Regions from separate parts of the Mus musculus genome. Here region 1 is linked to region 2. Evidence: chromatin contacts called from ENCODE Hi-C or POLR2A ChIA-PET data. All regions are on one chromosome and are shown on one strand. Each heading gives the region's core, a stretch centred on a gene start or an enhancer-like site at or near the end of the contact. The rest is flanking DNA. Distances are from core to core; before and after follow the strand shown. Region 1 holds the start of Pik3cb (phosphatidylinositol-4,5-bisphosphate 3-kinase catalytic subunit beta). Region 2 overlaps Pik3cb (phosphatidylinositol-4,5-bisphosphate 3-kinase catalytic subunit beta).

What was found. Hi-C counts contacts between places; a loop is a spot of excess contacts on that map. ChIA-PET counts read pairs that join two places held with the same protein, here RNA polymerase II (POLR2A).
Region 1: a map of heart shows a loop between it and region 2 (4-fold over the local background). The contact joins the promoter of Pik3cb here to the enhancer-like site in region 2. A Hi-C loop is called at or near these places in 7 of 37 maps with a recorded cell type or tissue (T-helper 17 cell, heart and left cerebral cortex). POLR2A ChIA-PET finds 5 or more read pairs at or near these places in 3 of 5 experiments (Patski and embryonic stem cell).

The regions. Positions count from the first base shown.
Region 1 is chr9:99,136,551-99,142,433 of GRCm38, reverse strand. Pik3cb (phosphatidylinositol-4,5-bisphosphate 3-kinase catalytic subunit beta) reads left to right here and starts at 2,223. Exons shown (of 24, transcript NM_029094.3): 1 at 2,223-2,443. It also overlaps the pseudogene Gm2773.
Region 2 is chr9:99,095,917-99,101,313 of GRCm38, reverse strand. It overlaps Pik3cb (phosphatidylinositol-4,5-bisphosphate 3-kinase catalytic subunit beta), which reads left to right. Exons shown (of 24, transcript NM_029094.3): 4 at 1-139. Among named protein-coding and RNA genes, the nearest start is that of Pik3cb, 42 kb to the left of the region's middle. Within about 2 kb of position 2,638, at least 1 of the 3 ENCODE cell types and tissues checked has a DNase peak (open chromatin) inside an H3K27ac peak, as active enhancers do; it is heart, where a contact is called at or near this core.

The sequences.
Region 1 (5,883 bases), core at 974-3,473, 42 kb before region 2:
GGGATTAGGTCGACTCTAAAGGAAGGATGAGCCCATTTCTAAGCATTTAACTTACCTAGATCTGCAAGCATTGTTTTTTCAGCTAAGGTCACATTCACAGATTCCATAAGGATGTTTCTTTGGGATGCATGCACTCCTATCTCCTGATTACGTGTCTCTCTCATTGCTAGGTTGGGGGTGGGGGATGGGTATGGGTGCCTGAACCTAGCTTTCTGGGGCTGACAGGCATTTAATCCCTTCCTCTAAAACAACACAAGATTTTATTGTAGCAAAACTTTTGAAAACCAGAAAACCTAATTATCTACTCAAATTATTACCCTCTAGCCAAACAAGCCACTATTCTGTTTGCACCCTTTCAAGCTATTGTGTATCATTTCAAGCTCAAAGCTTTTAAAACATGCAGGACTACAAATCAAAGCATGAATGTGTGATTAAGTCATTCATATACATCCAAAGTGCACTCATTCTTTATAAGGTCCCGATGACAAGTGGGTGAGGATCTTAGCGACAAAACAACGCGAAGAGGAATACATCACAGAACTCTTATCACACACAGACGATTCGAAACTCACTGGTGTACAGTCTAATCTCCCAGAGTAGCTTTTCCAAGTACTGCATAGCAATACTATCAGCAAAGAACAGTGTAAAGATTAGGCCTCGATCCACTCTTTGTCATAGTACATTCCTATTCTAGCATTTCCATCCCCGATATTCACAGAAACTTCACAGGTATTTGGCAAGCTTCTTGTTTTACTCTCTGTCTCTGTGTCTCTGTCTGTCTCTGTGTCTGCCTCTCTCTCTCTCTCTCTCTCTCTCTCTGTCTCTGTCTCTCTCTCTCTCTCCAGGTTTCTCTGTGTACTCCTAGCTTTCCTGGAACTTGCTCTGTAGACCAAGCTGGCCTCAACTCACAGATCTGCCAGCCTGGCTTGTGTCACCAACCCTTTCTGCTTGGTCAGAAAGCCATTGCTAGTCTAGTGCAAGATACTTTTGCTTCTGTGGTGGACATGAGACTGACCTTGTGGTGGAGGGGAAGGAAGAAGCTTGGTACAAGGGTCGAGGATCAACGTGTGAAGGTCCTTTACTGACATTTCTGGCTGTGAGCTCGCTAAATATTAAGGGGAATTCTATTCATTAGACATCTGAAAAGACCTGGGCTTCACAGTTGGGTTAAGCATTTAATGTCCCACTGGCAATGGGCTGAAGCCTCAAAAGCTCCACATAAAATTACTTGTAGAAACCCCAAACTTGTACAAGCATGGTGAAATAGGTTAACCTCTGTTTTTTGTTTTTGTTTTTGTTTTTTTTTTGAGACAGGGTCCCTGCTATGCAGCTTTGCCTAGTCTGCAACTCAGGAAGTAACCTAGCTGGCCTGGCAATGCACCTGCCTTCTGGTCCTGAATGCAGAGCTTTATAGGCATTAGCCACCACGCTTGATTTTTTTTTTTTTTTAAATCACTTAGTTACATCCGCAGAATCAAACTATTGTTTTGACACCTTGTCTCATTTTCCTTCTACTTGTAGATTCTATCCTAGACTACTTAAGTATTTGCTTGAATTGTTAGAGTGGCGTTAGGTTACAGTAGGTTTACTATATGTAAACAAAAAGACTACAAGTATCCCACGCAGGACCTCTTAGGCTATGTGAGTGCCCTACCGCTGAGCTCTATCCGCCGCGCCCAAGGTTTGGCTGACAGTAAGTGAAATTCAAGCGTCTCACTAAAGAGCCATGAAATTTCCCGACAGCAGGGAGACAGAGGCGAGAAAAAAAAAAAAAAGCGCTGGGCGAAGTGTAAGGTTTGGCAGCCAAACGTCAGCTGCGGTGGTGCAGAGACGAACACAGAAGTGTTTCAAAGGCTGGACTCTTTACATCTAAATGATCGTTCACATCGCAGGGAATGGAAGGCCAGCTGGGCCGTGGGAACAAAGGGGAGTCTGCGGAGAAGCGGAACCGGGAGGTGCAGGTTTTCCCGAAGGCGGCGAGCTGGGGGCTGCAGACACCGCAGTGCTCTGCGAGCCAACCCCAGCGCGCCGGCAGCGCAGTAGGAACGCGGCACCGACAGCCGCACAGGGCGAGGCTGGTGCTGCCTCCCCTCGAGGGGCGGGGCTTGCGCGGTGAGTGGGCGGGGCTGCCTGGAGGCGGGCGTCGGGGGATTGGCCCTAGAGGGTGGGCGGGGCCGGGCAGCGGGGAGGAGAGCCCGGGAGGCTCGCGCGCGCGCTCGCGCAGGCGCGGGCACGGCGGTGGCGCGCGCGTGCTCCGTCGGGCGGTGCAGCGGCTGCGACGGAGCCGGCCATGGTCGTGGGCGGTGGGCGGGTGTCGCGCTGAGCCCCGAAGGCAGCAAGAGACTGGGAGCGGGGCATGCGGGTGTCGGAGCCAGGCGGGCACGGCTGCGGGAGCTGCTGACGGCGCTGCGGGATCGGGAGCCGGTGGCGGCGCGCGGGGCAGGTGAGCGCGGGAGGCGGCGCGGGCTGCGGCGCTGGCGGCTCGGGCGGGCGCTTCCTGCCGGGCTCGGCCGCGGGAGCGCGGGCTCCGAGGTACGCGGCGCCCAGGCCTCGGGCGGCGGACACCGAGCAGCGGAGGGCGCCCGGTGGGCGACCACAGAGAGAGCGGGCGCGGCACGGCCCAGCCGGTGTCGGTGCGGACGCCCGGCGGCTGCGGACCCTCAGGTGTTTCGGCGCAGCGTTCACCGCACGATTCCGGGCTCTCCGGTTTCAGACCGGTCAGAGTCCCGGTGCTGCGGCTAACCCGTCCCGCGCGGCCTTGGCTGAAATACCCCGAGGAGACGTGAAGCGGGAACTGTGAATACTCACCTCCCGGGATTGCGGGAGGCCGTGCTAACCTCGCTGTAAGTGCTCGGTGGACGGGAGCTTTTGGGAGTCGCTCACTGCAGCATCCTTGCTGGCTCTGGCTTGTTCCTTCCTAGAGGTTGGTATTGGGGGCAAATTTATTTCCGAACCGCTCTAGTGTTGCAATAAGCTCAACTCGAGTTGCTTAACGAAGGAGCCTGTTATCTTACAGCGGCCAGAGTAGGATTCTGTAGTCTCTTCCTAGAATTCTGTAGTTTCTCTCTTGGAAAGGCTGACTTGGAAACCTGTCTTGGGTACGGAGTGAATTAGTGCTAAGAATCCTATCAGAATCAGAGTTTACACAACGTGGAAGATGGTGGTGGGACATGTTACCTGACTTACTTTGGTATTTAACCCATCTGAAGTGACACTTAAATTGTCACTTGTTACAGAGTATAAACACAGGAAGAGTATGGAAACATACTCCTTTTTTCCTGCATTGCTACATCCGAAGGGAGTGACAAGTGCTTTTGTAAACATCGTTGTGGGCAGTGTTACTTACTGTCTGGTGAAGTCATCATAATTAAATTAGATGAGTATTTATTCTGAAGTGCTGAATGGATGTTTGGGAATACCAGTCGTAATGAAATCTCCAAGGAGTCTGAGTTTCCAGGAGTTCATTATCACTTGCGGGTCTTGGTACTGCTTTGTAAGTTTTTTTGTTTTGTTTTGTTTTATTTTGTTTTGGATCTTTTGAGACAGAACCTTGCGGTGTTATGGATCTTTTGAGACAGAACTTTGCGGTGTTAGTCCTCAGTGGTCTGGAACTCACTCTATAGACTAGGCTGGCTTTGATTCATGCCTCTTTCTCCCTTGTCTTTGGATTACAGAACTCGGCATATCCAGAATAGATGTTAAAAGTTAGGGTGGCATCCACTTGTAGTCCCATTGCTGGGGAGGGGCACACAAGTAGATTCCAGGAGTTTGCTGGTAGACCTGCTAGCTTAGCAGAATCATGGCACCCTAGGCCAATGAGAGACTCTACCTAAAAAAATAAGATGTGTGGCATCTGAGGAACACACAACACACACACACACAGATTTTTAAAAAAGAAAGCAGAAGACAGAACTGTGTAGAAAGACTATATAATGTGTGAAAGATCAGGGTGGCTTGGATTAGGCTATTGCCCAAGTTTTGGAAGACCAAAAATCTGAAATGGTAAAATTGAAATTGTAGTCACTAAAGCCAAAAGGATTTAAGAAGCATCTTTAGTTTACCCTCGTGATTCACACACTGACTAGGACATTCCACCTTCAGGGTGTTTTTACAAAGTGGAAAAATCAGGTTGCTTTTCTTGTGCTAAAGATCATTGGCCTGACCACAAGTCAGATGTTGATTTATTTTATTTTATTTTTTAAAACTCAGGGCTTTTTATATCAGGGAAGTGCTTTATGCCAGAGCTTACCTGTCCCCAGCCCTGTTGTATACTTTAAAAAAAAAACAAAAAACAAAAAACCAACCCCAAACAAACCTAAAATGGAATATTGCTCTATCCTCAGGCTGGCCTTCGACTTGCAGCGTAGCTCCTGCTTCTTGCATCTCTGGGCAATTCTGCATCTCTCCACCCTAGTGCTAGGATTCCACCATACACCTGTAAACCACGCCTGGTTTTATGCTGAGCTGGGAATCAAACTAGCAGGCTTTCTGCATGTTAGTTAAGCACTTCAGTACTAGTTGGGCCACGTCCTGTCTCTGCCCGGGCTTCCCTTCTCTCGGTGTGTGAATGCTGAGGATTGACCCCAGGTCTTCACACAGGGTAAGATGCTCATAGCTAATGTCCCCAGCCCTGTTTTCCTGCTTTGGTTTTTATTTTTTGCAGGTGGATCAGTCCCTAATCAACTTGTTTTGTATATGCCAGCAAATTATATGGAAAGCAAAAGTGAATCCCGTAGCCTAGATGATTTTTTTTTACCTCTTCCCAAGACAGGGTTTCTCTGTGTAGTCCTGGCTGTCCTGGAACTCACCCTGTAGACCAAGGTGGCCTTGAACTCACAGACATTCCCCTGCCTCTGCCTCCAAAGTGTTGAGATTAAAGGCTGTGCCACCGCGGCCCAGTTGTCTGTTTTGTAGGTTGTTGTTCCTGCTACCCACAGTGAAAAGGCTGAGGGTCAGAAGTGCTCTAGACTTTGACCTAAGTCAGAGTCGAAAGAGGTGCAGTTGTAGGGATTCTGCCCAGGCTTTCTGAACCTCGGATTTTTAAATGATAGACATTAGCTAACTATGGAAGAGGTGGCTTTGGTGGAGACTCGGTATGACAGGAGACTCATATGATGGCAGGGAACCTTCTAGGCCTTAGAGTTTCCAGGCCTTCTTTCTCTCTTTGTTTCAGCCTCACACCTTGTGTTGAAAACATCCCAAATCCCCGAGGGCCTCCTGGCTGTCCCTCTTCATTTCTTTACCTGTGCTCATCCTGAATGATGTCATTCTCTTCCCTCTTTAAATATTATCACATGTTGTTGACTCAGATTTTTATCACTGGTCCTGAGCATTAAGCTTCAGCTACATCTAGACCTATACATTTTTCTTTTCTTTTAATTTTTTTGGGGGGGAGGGGATCTGGATAGGATGGAGGTTTTGTGGTTCTGGAGATGGAATCTGGCTCCATGGCCCTGTTTCTAGGCATCCTTTACATTTTTTTTTTTTAATTTTAAAGTTTATTTTACGGCTATGAGTGTTTTGCTAAGTGTGTGCTTGTGAATCGTATGAATGTCAGGTTGTCAGTGGAAGCCAGAAGTCCTCTGGATCTGAAACTGCAGAGGGCAAATTGTAGAGGTAAATTTGAAAGGGTTAGAGAACTGGTTATGTGTAGAGTAGAGGGAACAATGAATAAAGAGATGATTTATGAGCTGGGCGGTGGTGGCGCACGCCTTTAATCCCAGCACTTGGGAGGCAGAGGCAGGCGATTTCTGAGTTCGAGGCCAGCCTGGTCTACAAAGTGAGTTCCAGGACAGCCAGGGCTACACAGAGAAACCTTGTCTCGAAAAACCAAACCAAAACAAAACAAAACAAAACAAAGAGATGATTTATGTATGGATGCTG
Region 2 (5,397 bases), core at 1,389-3,888:
GCTGTATATGAGGAACTGGAAGACGAAACACGAAGACTTTGTGATGTCAGACCTTTTCTTCCAGTTCTCAAACTAGTGACTAGAAGCTGTGACCCCGCAGAAAAATTGGACTCAAAAATTGGGGTTCTTATAGGAAAAGGTAACTCTTAAGTTTCCAGTATGCAATGCTAGCTTTACCTTTGTTCTGTGTTAGCATGCAAGTGTCTCCGAAGGCATCATCTTCAATAGTTAGTCCATGGGCTGGAAGAAGGTCTGTGCAGAACTGAAGGCTGAATGTAATGACGCAGCTCGGGCTATGTGGTGCTGCCTCTGCACCCAAGGGCCTGCATTTCATGTTCCTTTCTTTACTACTGGCTTATTTTTCTTTTATACAAGTATTGGTCTTCAATTTACCTCAAGTAATTTGAGAAATTCTCCAATACACGGTCTTCTCTAATGGCCTCGATCAGTTTCTGCCTCACTGTGTAGACCAGCTGAGGTCTTGGAATTGCTGTTCACTGAGTGTGATCCTGCCTTCATTTAATGTAGCACTCTGTGAGGTCCAGGCCAGACTGGTCAACACAGCAAGTTATAGGCCAGCCAGGGATACAAAGTGAGACCCCGTCTCAAAAGGACAGACAGATTAAAATTGCTCTCCTCCTGCCTCAGCCTCATGGGTACAGATATTAGAGGCGTGCACTACCTTTTTTGGCTGAGAAACTCTTTCCTATTAGATGACTTTTATTTTTTTTATGAACTGCCTATAAATACCCTAATTATTTACCAATTAATAATCAATAAGTTGATTAATGTTTCTATAAATTAACTCACGTTCTTAGCAAATTTTTGTTCTTTTACTGAAGTTATTTTTAATTAGACGTTATCTTTGTATCAAATAAAGATATATGCACAATCCTTAAATTATTTCTAGGGGCTGAAGATACCACTCAGGTGGTAGAATGCTTGCCTAGGATGCATGAATCCTTGAGCCCCATCCAAGCAAGCAAACAGTAATGCATGCTGGAAGGGTCAGGAGCTCACAGTCATCCTCAGCTGCATGGCAAGGCTCCCAAGGGCTACACAAGACCCTGTCAAAAACCGAAAAAAATTTCTGGAGAAAATTAAGGACACAGAGGAATTAATTCTCTCTTGCTATACAAATCTTAACAGACAAGATTTAATGTCTGTCCACATCTTGCTTTAGAGAAGGTGCTGATCCGACTTAGGAACTACAGGCACGCGCGGGGTTACTTAGTACAGGCCTTTGAAGATTAATCCCGAAGCAGAAGGCTATGGAGCTTCTTGAGTTTGATTGACGACCTGCTTGGGTGAGATTAACTGCAGGACCACAACTCAGTGCCACCTCCTTCAAGTTAGCTTTTCTTTGGGGACAGAAGTAAGGTGCTTAGGTAGCGCCTCAATTTTCTATTACATCTATCTATCTATCTATCTATCTATCTATCTATCTATCTATCTATGTATCTATCTATGTATCTATCTATCTGGGTGTGGGTATTTGCTTAACTTTCCCTGCTTCTGTCTATCTCTCCCTGTCTCTCTGTGTCTGTGTCTATGTCTTTCTCTCTTTTCTCTCTGTTTCTGTCTCTCTGTCTCTGTGTGTGTGAGAGAGAGAGGGAGAGGGAGAGAGGGAGAGAGGGAGGGAGGGAGGGAGAGAGGGGGGGGAGGGAGGGAGAGAGAAAGAAAGGAAGAGGGAGAGTGAGTCATTGGACAAGGTTTTTGCTGGTTTCCCACCAAGTACGTTCTGGGGATTGAACTCCAGTCTTCAGGCTTGGGGGTCAGCATCTTCATCCACTAAGCCACCCTGTAGGCCCAAATCTCAGATATGGATTAACTAGCCACCACTAACTGTCCTAAGCTTGATAAATTTAGCAAATAAAAACATAGGAGATAGAAGTATTTCATAGAATATAATATACTTGGGCTAAAATATGTCTTCAGGATTTATCTGTGGTGTGATTGAGCAGAGCTGACTTTTCGTCTTGCAGCCTTTACCCACCCAGTACAGCGCCAGGGTGTGAATATAAAGCAATAGGCTATATTTCATGCACTGTCTTTTGACTTACTGCATCTGTATTTTGTGTCATGTGCTCTGCAAGTTGATCAAGATATAAACAATATTTATAGCACAAATTAAGCAGTTTATATGCTTAGCTGTTTATAAATATTGCTTCCTAGGGGATCTGGGAATTCTTTGCCATCACACACTGAAAGTTTTTGTGTAGAAGTCTGTGTTTCAGAGCAAGTCCTCACTGTTCATACCTAACGAGTCGGTATCTGCAGTTGCTGCTCTGTCCTCAGTGACTGTATCCAGGGCTGGGTGAGGTCATGCCTCCTGAGAAAACAATAAACAATTACTTCAGTTTAACTTCAGGAACAAGGTTGCTCCCTCCTCTGTCCAAAGAAAACAATAGAACTTTTACAGCAGAATGGCCCTGGGCAGGCTAAAAATACCATTTCCTCCAGGATGGTGTGCTTGATATTTCTTTACTGTTTATTCTAAATAATTATTTACCGAGTAGGTCTTTGTGCTCCGACTGCTCCCTCCCGTGAAAGGGCATGCTCCCGTGCCTTGCCTTCCACAGCACCCAGGAAAGCAGACTCACTGGCAGACGGTTTATCAGCAGTCTCAAGAGACTGTTTGAGTTGGGTCTGGTTTTGGAGATTTGTGATCTCAGCTGCTTCGGAGGCCAGGGAGGGAAGATCACAAGTTGAAGCCTCAAAGGCAGTCTTGCAATCTGGTGAGCCGCTGTCAGAGTAAGCATCTAAGAAGAGAGCTGCGAGTGTGCTTTGGTGTAGAGCATCGGCTTGATGTGCCAGGCTGCCCTGAGTTCAGCCCCGAGCACCATCGCCGCTCAGTGTCCCTCCCTCACTAGCTCTGGGTTTTGTTCTGTTTGAGACTGGGTTAACTATCTTGCCCAGGCTGGTCTCCAACTCTTGGCCTGATTGAGCCCCATGGCTATACTCACTAGTGCTGGAGGAGACTGATCACTTGCCAGCTTGCCTGGCAGTCTGTAGAATTGTAGCAATATTTTTAGTATGATCATAGTGTTTTCTCGTGCCTTTTAAGTATATTTGTTATATGTCATGCACTGTTTTCTGTTGTTTTCCTAAGAGAAAGTATATGGAAAGTTAGATTTAAACTTACTTAGCTTAAGTTATTAATGACATTTGTCATATGCCAGTGTTAGTCCCAGGAAGCAATCCCAAACCTTCATAAAAGAGAGAAAGAAAGGAAAGAATGCTTTTGCCTCATAAGAATTCCACCACTTAACCTTAGCCTTAAATTTAAAAAACAAATTTTTGTTGTTTTGTCAATGTATGGATTTGTGCATGGAGAGTGCACAGGCAGAGTCTGAGGACAATCTGGAAAGTTGCTTCTCTCCCTCCCCTCTGAGTCCCAGGCATTGCATGTCTACCCTGTGTGCAGCAAGCCCTGAGGGTGTGTGTGATTGTTGTTGCACGTGTGGAGGTCAGAGAGCAAATTGTAGGAGTCCATTCTTTTCCTTCCTCCATGTGAGTTCCAGGAATCAACTTTAGCTATCAGCCTTGGCATCTTTACTTAAGTATATTTTACTGAGCCATCTTGCTGGCCTCCAAACTTTTGAAAGATTTTTGCAGTGGTTCTCAAAATTCAGGAAGCATTACTTCATATAAAGAACATACATAGCCCAGGTGTGGCCTTTAGTCTTAGCACTGGTGGGCAGAAGCATCAGAGGAGATCTTTGTGAGTTTGAGGCCAGCCTGGTCTACATAGTACATTCCAGGACACCTATCACTACATAGAGAGACCCCCTATCAACAAACAAACAATAACAACAACAAAACACTGAGCAAATGCTTGGACTCTCCGAACTTGGGCGACAGAGACGAGAGAATCCTACAGGCTTGTTGGCTACCCACTCTAGCTCAGTAAGTGAGCTCCAGACCAGTGAGATCCTTTCTCAAAGGAAGGGACAGGGTGTTTCTGAGAATAATGCATGACATTGTCTGTTGGTCCCAACCTGTATATATGTACGCATACGTGCATAAACCCTCACACATGCATTAAAGAAGATGTTATTACCAAGTCAGCAGAGATTTCCTTACTTCAATGTATGTTGGATCTTCATACTTGGAATTGTAGCCATGTTGTATGGGACTCACGGTTGGAAATAATGGACCAGTAGGCAGACACTAGAGTGCGGTGGATGCATCTCCTAGTCACCGAGGCCGGGGCAAGGGTACTGGTGAGTGAGTGAGGCTGCTAGGGCATCTGATGCTAAACAGGCGCTGAGGAGGAGTTTGCAAATGAAGGGGTTATAGGAAAGTGAGCAAAAGGGAGTGGGAGCTGAAAGGTGGCCTTCTTGAAGAAGAACGAGAATTGATAGTGGTTGTTGAAAGAGGCCTCCAGGATAAGCAGCAAAGCCTATTAGGAATAGTAGCTCAGAGTAGGGAGTGTCATCCAGAGAAGTTGTAGACTTACTTCTAAGCTCTTGGGAACCCCTCCTCCCCCCACTTCCTTTTTTGTGTCATTATAACAAAAGACAGCAAGATGCAGCCTCATCAGGACCAGCACACTGCTTTATGCTGATCGGTGTTTGTCTTGCTGGTTTACTTTGTGATGGACCATTAAGAATAGCTTCAAAACCAGTAGCTACACCATTATCTCTATCGGATCCTGTGAAATGTTTGAGCTTGAAAGACATGGAAGATACCAAACCTGCTACAATGCCTTAAATTCCATCTGTAATTTCAGGGGAGCAAACAGACCCTGGATGTTAATCTGTATAGAAGGAGTCATTTTATCTTGGCTGAGCTGGAAATGTTTTTCCTGATAATGTAAGAGAATGGGAAAAGTTAAACATTCACAGGAGAAAACCTCTCCGAAGAGAACAATGACATTTGAGAGGCCCGTTAACCGAACGCTGTGAACTGGGATACTACTGTCTTACCTGAGAGCCAGGTCCTCTGGAGTTCACTTTAATCTGGGCTCTAGGAACATCCTCATGGCCCAGATAATGGCTTGGACTCTCATCCCACTTCTGTTCCCTGGGAAATTTTTAAAAAGTTAAATTATGGGTATTTGGGTTTGTGTATGAGAGTGGAGGCTAAAAGAGGGTATCAGGTTCTCTGGAGCTGGAGTTATAGGTGGTTATAGGAGTCAACAAAGTAGGGGCTGAGAGCAAGCTTGGGCCTGCCTCTGCAAGAGCAGTGTACACTCTTAGCAGCTGAACTATTCCCCAGCCCCATTCTTGGAAATTCCTATTGAAAGAATTTAAATGGGAAGTAACATGATCAGATTTGCATTTTGGAAAGCTTGTGCAGACTAAGATTAGAGAGATTAGGCTGGCAAGGCCAACCACTGGGTGAAGACACTAGAGATTAAGTCTCACAGCCTGAGGTAAATTCCCAGGACCC